Regions from separate parts of the Homo sapiens genome. Here region 2 is linked to region 1. The links are chromatin contacts, found by POLR2A ChIA-PET in ENCODE. All regions are on one chromosome and are shown on one strand. Each heading gives the region's core, a stretch centred on a gene start or an enhancer-like site at or near the end of the contact. The rest is flanking DNA. Distances are from core to core; before and after follow the strand shown.

What was found. ChIA-PET counts read pairs that join two places held with the same protein, here RNA polymerase II (POLR2A).
Region 2: POLR2A ChIA-PET joins it to region 1 with 10 read pairs in endothelial cell of umbilical vein. The contact joins the promoter of PDLIM7 here to the enhancer-like site in region 1. POLR2A ChIA-PET finds 5 or more read pairs at or near these places in 2 of 52 experiments (WTC11 and endothelial cell of umbilical vein).

What each region holds. Positions count from the first base shown.
Region 1 is chr5:151,679,180-151,684,145 of GRCh38, forward strand. All of the region lies in intron 1 of SPARC (secreted protein acidic and cysteine rich), which reads right to left. CLMAT3 (colorectal liver metastasis associated transcript 3) reads left to right here. Exons shown (of 5, transcript NR_109873.1): 2 at 41-157; 3 at 477-577. Among named protein-coding and RNA genes, the nearest start is that of CLMAT3, 4.7 kb to the left of the region's middle. Within about 2 kb of position 2,117, at least 9 of the 41 ENCODE cell types and tissues checked have a DNase peak (open chromatin) inside an H3K27ac peak, as active enhancers do.
Region 2 is chr5:177,493,428-177,498,933 of GRCh38, forward strand. It overlaps PDLIM7 (PDZ and LIM domain 7), which reads right to left and starts at 4,177. Exons shown (of 13, transcript NM_005451.5): 1 at 4,101-4,177; 2 at 2,990-3,096. The coding sequence starts at 3,085. RefSeq lists silencers at 1,285-1,434, 1,381-1,675, 3,373-3,452, 3,863-4,572 and enhancers at 2,829-3,570, 4,783-4,832, 5,051-5,506.

The DNA of each region.
Region 1 (4,966 bases), core at 867-3,366:
TTCTTTAGTCTGTGATGATGCATACATTTATCATTTTCAGGGTGTTTTCATAATCCAGCACCCCACTGGGGGCTCAAGTCACATATTTCTGCCCAATAGTACAGATGAGAAGACCAAGGCCTAGAGGAAAGGAGAAAACTGCCAACGGCTAACAGCAGTGAGTGAGTGACTGGGTGGCAGGGCTAGGGTGAGAACCCGTGCAACCCTACCCCACCACTGGTATGTCTCTACCTCTGCACACTATTTCCCTTGGCAGCTACCCGCTCCCAGGTGGTCACCTGAATGGGGCTCAGTTGGGCCTTGAACTGGCCTGAGTTCCTGGGAAGGAAAATGCCCAGGGCCAGGGGAGGAAGAGAAGGCATATTTCCCTTGGCATGGTGGCCATCAAATGCAGACAGTTTTAGCCCCCTCCCAGCCGCCACTGCCTCCTGTTCCGTACATCGAGTCCCTTCCTTTTGCCTTTATTTGCTCTGGAGACTGCTGAAAACCCGTCCTTGGCTGCCAGCAGGACCTGAAGCTGAGGTCACTTCTCTCTCTGGAAAGACTCTGAGGATGGAAAAGTACAGCCAGCCCCCAGGTTTGTCCCTCAAAACATAAAGGGCCTCCTTTGGGCTCTCCTTGGACGTTAAAAAGCCACTGAACGTTAGAACAGGGGGGATACCTCAGAATCATAGAATCATGGACTGTGGGTCTCAGAATGATAGACTTAGGATGTGAAGCAAAGAAACTGAGTTGCCATCATTAAATCTTATTTGGGTGGAAAGAACTTATGGAGTAATGCAACCCAACAGGACTTCCCAAGATGATGAACACATTCTATATCTACGTGGTCCACTATGATAGCTACTGGTTACAAGTGGTTACTGAATGCTTGAAATGTTGCCAGTGCAAATGAAGAACTGAGTTTTAAATTGTATTTCATTTTAACCAATTTTTTTATTTAAAAATTTTATGCAAAAGGACTGAGGCCAATCCAAAATATCTTACTTAACCCATACCTTGTTGAAATACTGCAATAGAGAATAGTGGAAAACATCTTTTTTTTTTTTTTTTTTTTTTTTTTTTGAGACACGGTCTCCCTCTGTCACCCAGACTGGAGTGTGGTTGGCGCAATCTCAGCTCACTGCAACCTCTGCCTCCTGGGCTCAAGTGATTCTCCCATCTCAGCCTCCCGAGTAGCTGAGATCACAGGCACTTGTGACTACACCCAGCGAATTTTTCTTTTCTTTTCTTTTTTGTAGAGATGGGGCTTCATTATGTTGCCCAGGCTGGTCTCGAACTCCTGACCTCAAGCCATCCGCCCGCCTCAGCCTCCCAAAGAGGTGGGATTATAGGCGTGAGCCACCATGCCCATCTATTTTAATCAACTTAAATCTAAATAGCCACATGTGGCTAGTGGCTACCATGGTAGACAGAGTGATAATAAACTATGAGGCAGTATAGCATAAAGGTAAGCTCATAGGCTCTGGAGCCAGAATATACAGGTTCAAATCCTGGCTCACCACTTAGTAATTGTATGACCTTTAGAAATCAACTTTACCTCTTGGGGCCTCAATTTGTTCCCCAATGTGTAAAATGGAAACAATAACATACCAATCTTTAAAGGCTCATGGGTGATTTACACAAGAGAATCCAAATAAAGAGGTAAGCAATGTTGTCGTTGGGAAGAGCATCTTATAAAGTCCGAGGTTCCCAGAATCTCCATCCCCCGAAAGAATTCAGTGCAAAATTCCAGTGCTTTATAAGCCCAGGGAGAAAGGGGTGTTTGGGTGGAACAAAGGACATATTGCCCCTGTTGGTCTGGGTAAGTCCAGCCTCCAGAGGATACAGTGACGAAGACCAGGCCCAGGGCTGGCCTCTTACTTGGGCAGCTGATACCAGCCAAGCATCTCACTCTCACTATTTGGCTTGGAAACAAGGGCTCCAAAAACACATGTTGCTGGTAAACAAGCCCAAAGAGAGGAAAACAAGCCTAGAGGCTAATAAAGGAAGCCAAGAGCCAGGCCCTCCAGGGAGTTGGGACTCGGAAGGAGCCTGGGGTCTGCTGACATGGGGACCGAGCCAGGCAGGCCAGAGAGGTGGCCACATGCAGCTACAATGGCACTCCTGCTCACACCCCTGGGAGCAGACACAGCAGCTCAGAGGTGGCCTCATGACGTGGAAGTCAGGAGAGCTGAGAGCAAGTCAGCATGTCTCCCAGCTCACTGTGCGAATTCAGGGGAGTCTCCTCTGCTCTCCAGAACTAACACCCCCAGCTTGTCTGTATAAGGTCAGTGCTCAAAATTATGTAAGCCAGAAAATCCTTTATTTCAATGAAGTCTTCTGCAGAGTCCGATATTTCAAACAGCTGAAATCTTTTAGCATGTACTGAACCATGTGAATGAGTATTATCTAGTTAATCAATAAGTGTGAAATTAAAAAACAAGAGCAGGCTGGGCGCAATGGCTCACGCCTGTAATCCCAGCACTTTGGGAGGCCAAGGAGGGTAGATCACCTGAGGTCAGCAGTTCGAGACCAGCCTGGCCAACATGATGAAACCCCGTCTCTACTAAAAATACAAAAAATTAGCCGGGCATGGTGGCGGGCGCCTAAAATCCCAGCAACTCGGGAGGCTGAGGCAGGAGAGTCACTTGAACCTGGGAGGCAGAGGTTGCAGTGAGCCAAGATTGTGCCATTGCACTCTCGCCTGGGCAACAAGAGTGAAACTCCCTCTCAAAAAAATCCACAAAAAAGAAAAGCAGATAAAAGTGGAGTGGAGCTGAGGAGTGGGAGTCCTACACACAGGGACATTCCCTAAGATACCTTGGAACATCTGTACTTTCTCCTAGGAACACAATATGGAACCCTTAGGCAAGGTGGTCCTTTAGGTTCTTTTCAGCTCTGATTTTCCGGATCAACTTGGGCAGAAGCTTTTTAGAGCCTTACCTCTCTCCACTTGCCCCTTGACTCCCTGCTTCCACTTCTATTTCCTGCTGGAAGGAAAGACGCTAAAGGAAACTTTTAAGGTGTGGTAGCTAAAACTTAGGACTGGAGAGCTTCTGGGGCAACTCAGAGGTGGCTCCAGAGTTTGGGGCTGGAATCAGCCCGAGATTCCATAAAGACATCTGAGATGCCACATTTCACTGTGGCTAGCAGAGGCTGGGGTGGAGCTTCAGGCTTCATCCTTGGCTCCCTCTAGGGCACCGCTGCTGCATTGTGGTGACCACAAATGAAAGGATGAGAAATAACATCAAAGTGTCCAGGCTATTGCATCTGGAAAAGCCTCCGAGATCCCAAAGATAGCAAATATGTGGCATATGTGACAAACACGTGGCCTCCACCTACCCCTCCTGCACATGTGGCAGACATTACTAATCAATCGCTTGACCTCTTCTCCTAAAGCTTAGAGAGTCATCAGAATCCTGAACACAGTTCTTCTGACAGCCACTACCGATGAATTAGTGATGTTGTCAGGCCACATGAAACCTCTGTGTGCTGCCTCTTATTGTAGAGGTAGAGAAATTGAGGCTTAGAGAAGGAAAATACCTCACTGGAGGTCACACGGCAAGCTGGTGTCTAAGCCAAATTTCCAGATGTTCAAAAACATCCAGATGTTTGCTTTGCTTTTTTTATCTGATAGGTCTGAAATCCTAATGCCATGACTAACATCAAGATGACCCAGAGTGATCCCCAGATGAGAGAAGTTAATACCAAGTTTCTGAAAGAAACCAGCTCTGACAACAATTGTTGTCTATGTTCATGTTTTCCTTGCAGACATAAAGTTCTATAGCTTGATGGGTGAGAGCAGAGATGATTTCCTGTCTAAGCTGCCAGTTGAGGAGAGGCTGTTTCTCTAAATAATTCCGTCAAGTCACTACTTGCTGGCCCTGGCCCTGCACAGCCCAGCTGTCCCTGGGTTCAGGATTGAGGTTGGGAGGGAGGGAGGGAGGGAGGGAGGCATCAGGGTCTGTGCTGTAGAAACAAGGTCCTCAGGGTTGCTGAAAGCTCAAGGCTGGTTTTCCCTTCTCTCCTTTGAAACTGACGTTTGGGAGGGAGCCAGCTAGAAGCAAGGGAGCAGCCGCCTACAGGCACATCATGCAGGGCCTTTGGGCCTAATGACAAAGCCACGTGGGCTGGAATAGGCATTGCAGGCCAGCCAACGGGAGAGACAAAGTGCTGCTCACCACTTAGTATCCATGGGGCTTGTGTGCATAAGTGTGTTTCCAAACTGAACAAATGGGGATTGGGGGGGAAGGCAAGGTGAATATCAAAATGGCTCCAAACACGTGGAAGTTTGGCTCAGACGCCAGCTTGCTATGTGACCTCCAGTGAGTTATTTTCTCTTCCTGAGCCTCAGTTTCTCTCTCTCTGAGACATAGAGGTGGTTGGTGATAAATGTAGGTTACACGTCTGTCTCATTGTCATGATCCATATTATGTTTGACTGTGCATATGTTTGACTGTGCACATCCATCCATGTGTGGCTGCAAGTGGCGGTGTGTGTTTGTATACCTGATGGCATGTCTGTGTAAGTTACATACAGCCTGACTTAGCATCTGTCTGTTTCAGCCTGTAATAGGCGAGGGTCAGAATTTTCACATTCATTGAGATATATTCCTGGAACTTGTCTGTAAATCATTGTCATCCAGGAAGAGGTGTGTGAGTGAATGACTTTCTGTGTCTGCTCCTGTAATGAGGCACTTATTTTTAGCTGAGCCAGTGGGTGCCTGTTGATGAAATCGATGTTTATACTCTTCATCCCTATGGGTTTGTACCTGTCCCTGTTTATCTCTGCATATTTATCTACCTACATAAACAACTTCAAAAGCCAAATATTCTACTGTTTACCTCACATCCTCAGCTCTTTCCTTTCCTTCACCATTCTTTCTTATTTATAGCTTGTTTTCAGCAAGGAAAGCTGCTCTCATGAATAGCAAACCCCAGCCACACTGTTGATTGACAAATCTCTACAGATGGATAAGGATTAC
Region 2 (5,506 bases), core at 2,927-5,426, about 26 Mb after region 1:
GGCTGGGAGAAATGGCTGCCACCAGCATGAGCTGAGACCATCAGGAATGACTTTGAGGAAGCGGTGGGCCTCGGTAAAGGAGAATGGCGTGTGCTGCCTAGCGGGTGAGAGTTCACTTACGATGGCTTTGAATGCCAGGGGAAGGGACCAGGACTTGGCTTTGAAGGTAGAGGGGCTACTGGCAGTTTTAATGTCTGGGATTGGGTATCTCCCAGGCCCTGAGAGGGTGACCCTGATAAACCCCTTCCAGGCCTCTAGCCCAGCCCCAGCAACACAGGCAGGGCAGCTTGACTGGGTCCAAGCCTAAGGGACCACCCAGCCATCTGGCAAGAGGCCTGGCACTGCATCAAGTAGGCTTTTGTGAGGCAGTGCTGGAAGACAATTTCACTGGGTGGGGGGGATCTGGGGGGGTCCAGGCTGCCAGTGGCCCCAGGAGGCTCCTCAGGTGGGTCAGTGCACAGACTGAGCTGAGGCAGGGAGAGGGGAGGCAAGAGGTTTCAGAGAGATGTCAGAGGGCAGGGCAGCCAGGCACAGAGCTTGACAGCACTGGGAAAAGAAAGGCGAGCTGGGCTCAACATGACCTCTTGCTTGCGTAGGAGGTCAGAAGGCTAAGAGAGCTCGGCGGCCCCTTCCTCACTCGCTAGATAAGAAGACTTGCTTCAGTTTATTGAGCACCAACTATGCTACATATTGACACTGAATCTTCCAACAACCTTGTGGAGTAATCTGGGATTTTACCCATTTTGCACTTGCAAATGTACACAGAGAGGTTAAACAACTTGCCTCAAGTCACCCAGCTAGTAAGAGGCAGAGCCAGGAAGTGTCTCTGACCCTAAGGCTCCACCACTGTGGGCCACCTCTGCTGAGCATGGGGGCCCAACTGAGGGGTCAGCCCACCTGGAGACACCCTGAGCCACTCCCTCACCTTTAGTTCAATCCAACTAAATCAACCCCTTATACTGTGTATGGGGAAGTGACACCCCAGAGGGGAAGTGACTTACTCAAGGTCATGGTGAGTCAGTAGAAGGGAAACCTGGCCCAGCCACTCCCTGCCCACAGGGCTGGCTCCTGGGAGCTGTGGGCTGAGCCCGAGGTGGGGGTCTTGGGGTGCAGCTAGCTGGCTCCTGGAGAGGGGGTGGGGGGCGGGGACGGCTTCCCTTCCCAGAGTGAGGAGGGCAGGAAGCACAGAGGATGAGGGGTGTTCAGAGCGTGGGGAGGGCAGCAGGAGAGCAGAAGACAGCGCTGGGCGGGTGGCTGGAGAGAGGCAGGGAGGGGCTCAAGCCAGGGGCAGGGTAAGGCCAGAGGAACCAAGGAGGGAAAAAGCCAGGGGGCTGGACCCTGCATGAGGTGGGGGTGAGTCAGCCTGAGCAGCCCAGCCCCCCAGTCCCAGACGTTACCTCATCTCCCAGGCCTGGGCCCACAGCCAGCCCTTGCCCCTCCCACCTCCCTCCATTCTGGGGTCAGGGGAGGGGGAGGGGGCTGGCCTAACTCAGAAAAGCCCACCTCACCCACCCATGTGGGCCCAGGTCCAACTCCAGGGCTGGGATCAGCTAGTGGCCCCGCCCACATGCCAGGGATGCTGACCAGGGAGCTGGAGCCCGGAGTGCCCCCAACAGGCCATATCTGAAAGTCATCTCCATCAGGGAAGAAACTGAGGTTCAGGCTCCCCAGACACACTGGGCCAGCACTTTCCCAGGGAGCAGGACGTCAGGTAGGTTTCAGGGCTGTGTGAGGGCTATGTAGTGGGACGTGTGTCATAGGGCAACCACTGCCTCACTACCCTGCTGGCGGGGCAGGTTCCAGGAGAATGCCATCAAAGGACCCCTGAGAAGAGCACTGCTGGCCTGCCCACCCTAACCCCCACGCCCAGCTCCTACAGACAGACTCCAGCTTGAGCCCCTCCTCAGGCCACGACCCTCTGGGCCCCTCCAGGCTGGGCTTGCCTTGGGCTTCCTGACAACAGCTGCCTGCCCACCCGGCGCCTGGGTGGGTCTCTTGGGGCAGGCGGATATAGGGGCAGGAAGTCCCCACCCCCTCCTGACCCCCAGGCCAGTCAGAGATGCCAGCCGACAGGCTGGCCTCACCCACTCTGGGCAGGCAATTTGTTGTGTCTCACAACTGGACCATATAGCTGGAGCTGCAGCCTGGTGACCAGCTGAGAGGCCCACCAGTGGGGTTCAGGGGGCCAGGCCTAGGCCAGCCCTTTTCAGCTCTGCAGACCGCAGCCACTGTTGGCCATCCCAGCGTGGGGCTGCATTCTTGGGCTTATAAGGCAATCCCCCTGCTACAGGGAGGAGCCAGCCTCCAGCTCCACCCACACCAGGGCAGGCTCTTGGAAGCTGAAGTTAAGCCCCTAGAATGGAGCCCTGTCCTACACTTCTGCTTGGGGTCAAAGGCCACCACATCCTGAATGGGAACAGTGGATGTGGGTCCTTACATAGGCTGGGGAGAGACCCCTTCTACCCACAAAAAATGTACGCCATGCTGTGCCTCAATTCCAATCCCTGCTTCACCATGGACTCGATGAGCGAGCCCCGCCACCTCTCCATGAGTTCTTCTCTCATCTGGAAAAACGGGATGAGGATTGCTATTCCCTGGGCGGCAGTGAGGCTGAAGTGAAATCCTATAGTCACAGTGTCCTGCCTGGGGCCTGGCTCCAAGCATTGCCACCTCAAGTTTAGATACCTCCTGAAATGTTAGGCTCCCATCCTGCACAATGAGCCTCCCTCCAGCCCTCAGAGGTGGCCACAGGAGCTTGGGAGAACAGCATCGGGTACAGTGCAGGGCTGGAGAAGCCTGGGTGCTCCCTCCCAGTATCCACCTCATTGGGAGTCCTTGTGGCAGGCAGGTACCACTACATCTCCGGACCTAGACATCTCCTGGCCTGCTGGCCCCTGACCAGCTCCTGTTAGGACTCCCCCCATCACCCTCTGGAGACCTAAGCACCGAAAGACCGCTGGGGGAGCCCCCTCCCCAAACCTAGGCTCACCCGGGAAATGGAGAGGGGCACATTGAAGTCCTTGCCCCCTTGCAGCCGGAAGCCCCAAGGTGCTGGCCCCTCCAGCACTACTTTGAAGGAATCCATGATGCCGGCTCCTGAGAGGAGAGAAGAGAAGGTGAGTGGCCAGCATGGTGGGCGGGCAGGCAGGCAGGCCGGGCCAGCTCAGGATACCAGCCTTGGACAGGGGCCAGGCAGGCACGGGCAGCCCCTGAGCACGCCCAAGCCATAGGAGGCAGGTATTTTGTCAGGCTGGCCTGGGCTGCTGGCTGGCGGACCTCACTTTGGAAAGACAGGAGCAGCCCCCCTCCCCTTGGGACTGGAACGGTGAGGGGTGCCTGAATCCAGGCTTGAGGTTCTTTGCAACCAGGGGTGGGCCGAGGGACTAAACTGGCGCGGCCTCCCCCCAAGCCAGCCTGGAGCCTCGGGCGGCCGGGTGAGTCAGGGGCCGGCTCTCCTCTCCCCCGCCCCCAGGTCCCGGCAGGCAGGCCGCGGCTGGAGCCTGCTCGGACTATATAAGGCGTGTAAGCTGACACTGTGCGGAGAGCCAGCGGAGGGAGCACACGGGGGCTTGGGACGCGAGGGGGGGGGGAGGGGAGGGGAGGGGAGGGGAGGGGAGGGAGGCGGCTGCAGCGGATCCTCCTAGCCATTCCGGGACCAGTCGAGGCTGCTGGGAGCCAGGGCGGGACCCCTGGGTGCTGAAGAAGGGGAAGGCGGGAGTGGGGTGCGGCCCCTGTGGAGACAGATGGGGGCTGGGACCCTCAAGCATAGCTTGGAGGGGGATCCTTCCCCGAGCCCAGTGGGGGGTGGTGCCTCCCACACAGAACTGCTCCCACACCGACGTGACTCAGTTTCCCCTTAGTCCCCCGCCCGGGCCCCATGCATTAGACTGGCCCCGGCCGCAGGAAGCGGCGCAGGCGCCAATCGGCCCCGCCGCAGCCGGCTTAGCGGCAGGAAGGCGGGGGCGGGGGCGGAGGCAGGGGCCAGGGCCAGCGGGAGGAAGCACAGCCTGGACCACGACCCCCAGTGCCCTTTGTGGTCCTCAGCAGGCCCCGGGCGCCCGCCTGGTGCAGCCCAAGACGCCCCGCGCGGTCGTCGATACCTGCTTGGCCCGGCCAGGGCGCTGCTCTGCGTCGGGCTCCAGGGAGCCTCGTTGGGATCGGCCGCCAGTGTTCTGACCCCGCCCCCACAGCCACCCTCCACTTTGAGCGCGCGGACGGGGGCGGGGCACCAGGCCACGCCCTCGTCGCGACCACGCCCACTAGACTTTCTCCGCTGGTGGAAAGCCCCACCCAGCTCTTCCGTCCTGCCCAATCACCAAGTCCCGTCGGGCTTAGAGCTGAGAGGCCTCGCCGACCCGGGCCCTGCAACGGGGCGGAGTCGGGAGGGGGCCGGGGCTGCGGGTCGCCTCCTTAGGGAAGCGCTGCCTCGCCCAGTCCCTCGCACCGCCCGCTGGCGGAGGGAGAGGAAAGCGGACCTTCAAACCAGACCGACCTGGGACATAGTAGTCTCTGAACCTTAGTTTGCTACTCCGAAAAATGGGACGATCATACTCGCCTCGCAGGGCTGCCGCGAGTGTCGGTATCGTAGGCGCAACCCTCGGGGACTGCAGAATCTGTAAATCAGAGGGGCTGGGGGAGACAAGTTGAGGGGGACAGGGGCGTTTAAAGCTAGAGTTGCGCAACGCTCTGCCGAAGGCAGGAAAACAGGGCAGGAGCGGACGCCGGATGTCCCTGCAACCCCGAGCCGACCCGCGCACCGTCGGAAGCGCCGCGTCCCGCTCCACCTTGGCCAGAGCGGACTGCGCCGCCTGGGAGGCGTCCTCAGAGTCCCGGCCCCGCGTTCAGCCCAGGCACTAGGGCCGGCGGCACGGACACTGAGCACATGCGGGTGTCGGGGTGAGGGAAGGGGCGTCCACCCTCCACTCGCTTGGTGGTCCCGGCCCATCACCTCCTCCTAGGACAGAGTCGCTGCAGTTCTCCCCTCTCCATCCACAGTCATCACACCCACCCTGTTCTGCACAAACCGCCGTGAGAGTTCTCGTCGTTAAAGACCTTCTCTTGACCCCACATCCCTCTCCAGCTACTACCCTTTAATTCTCCTCTCGAGAGTAAAATTCCTCCAGGGAGTTGTCTGTTTATCGCGTCTCCACTTGCTTTCCTTCAGTTATCTCTTGAAGCCATGCCAGGCGGGCTCTTGTCCGCACCCGTCCCCTGAGATCTCTCTTCTCAAGGTCCCCTGTGGCCTGGAGGCCATGGGGCCATGGAATCCGTGGTGGTTAAGTTTCATCCTGCCCTGCCTAGGGGCAGCACTGGTCCAGGTTGATCCTTTTCCGCGAAACACCCTTTTTCCCTGGCTTCACAGCTTCCCCCTGCCCCACTGGCCCCTCCTTCCCATCCTCCTCTGCCTCTGGCCTTGGCCATCTGATGTCGCCTCTCTTTATGCTCACCCCCTGAGACCCCGTACTGTCCTGTGGCTTTCAACACCACCTATATGCAAAGGCATCCC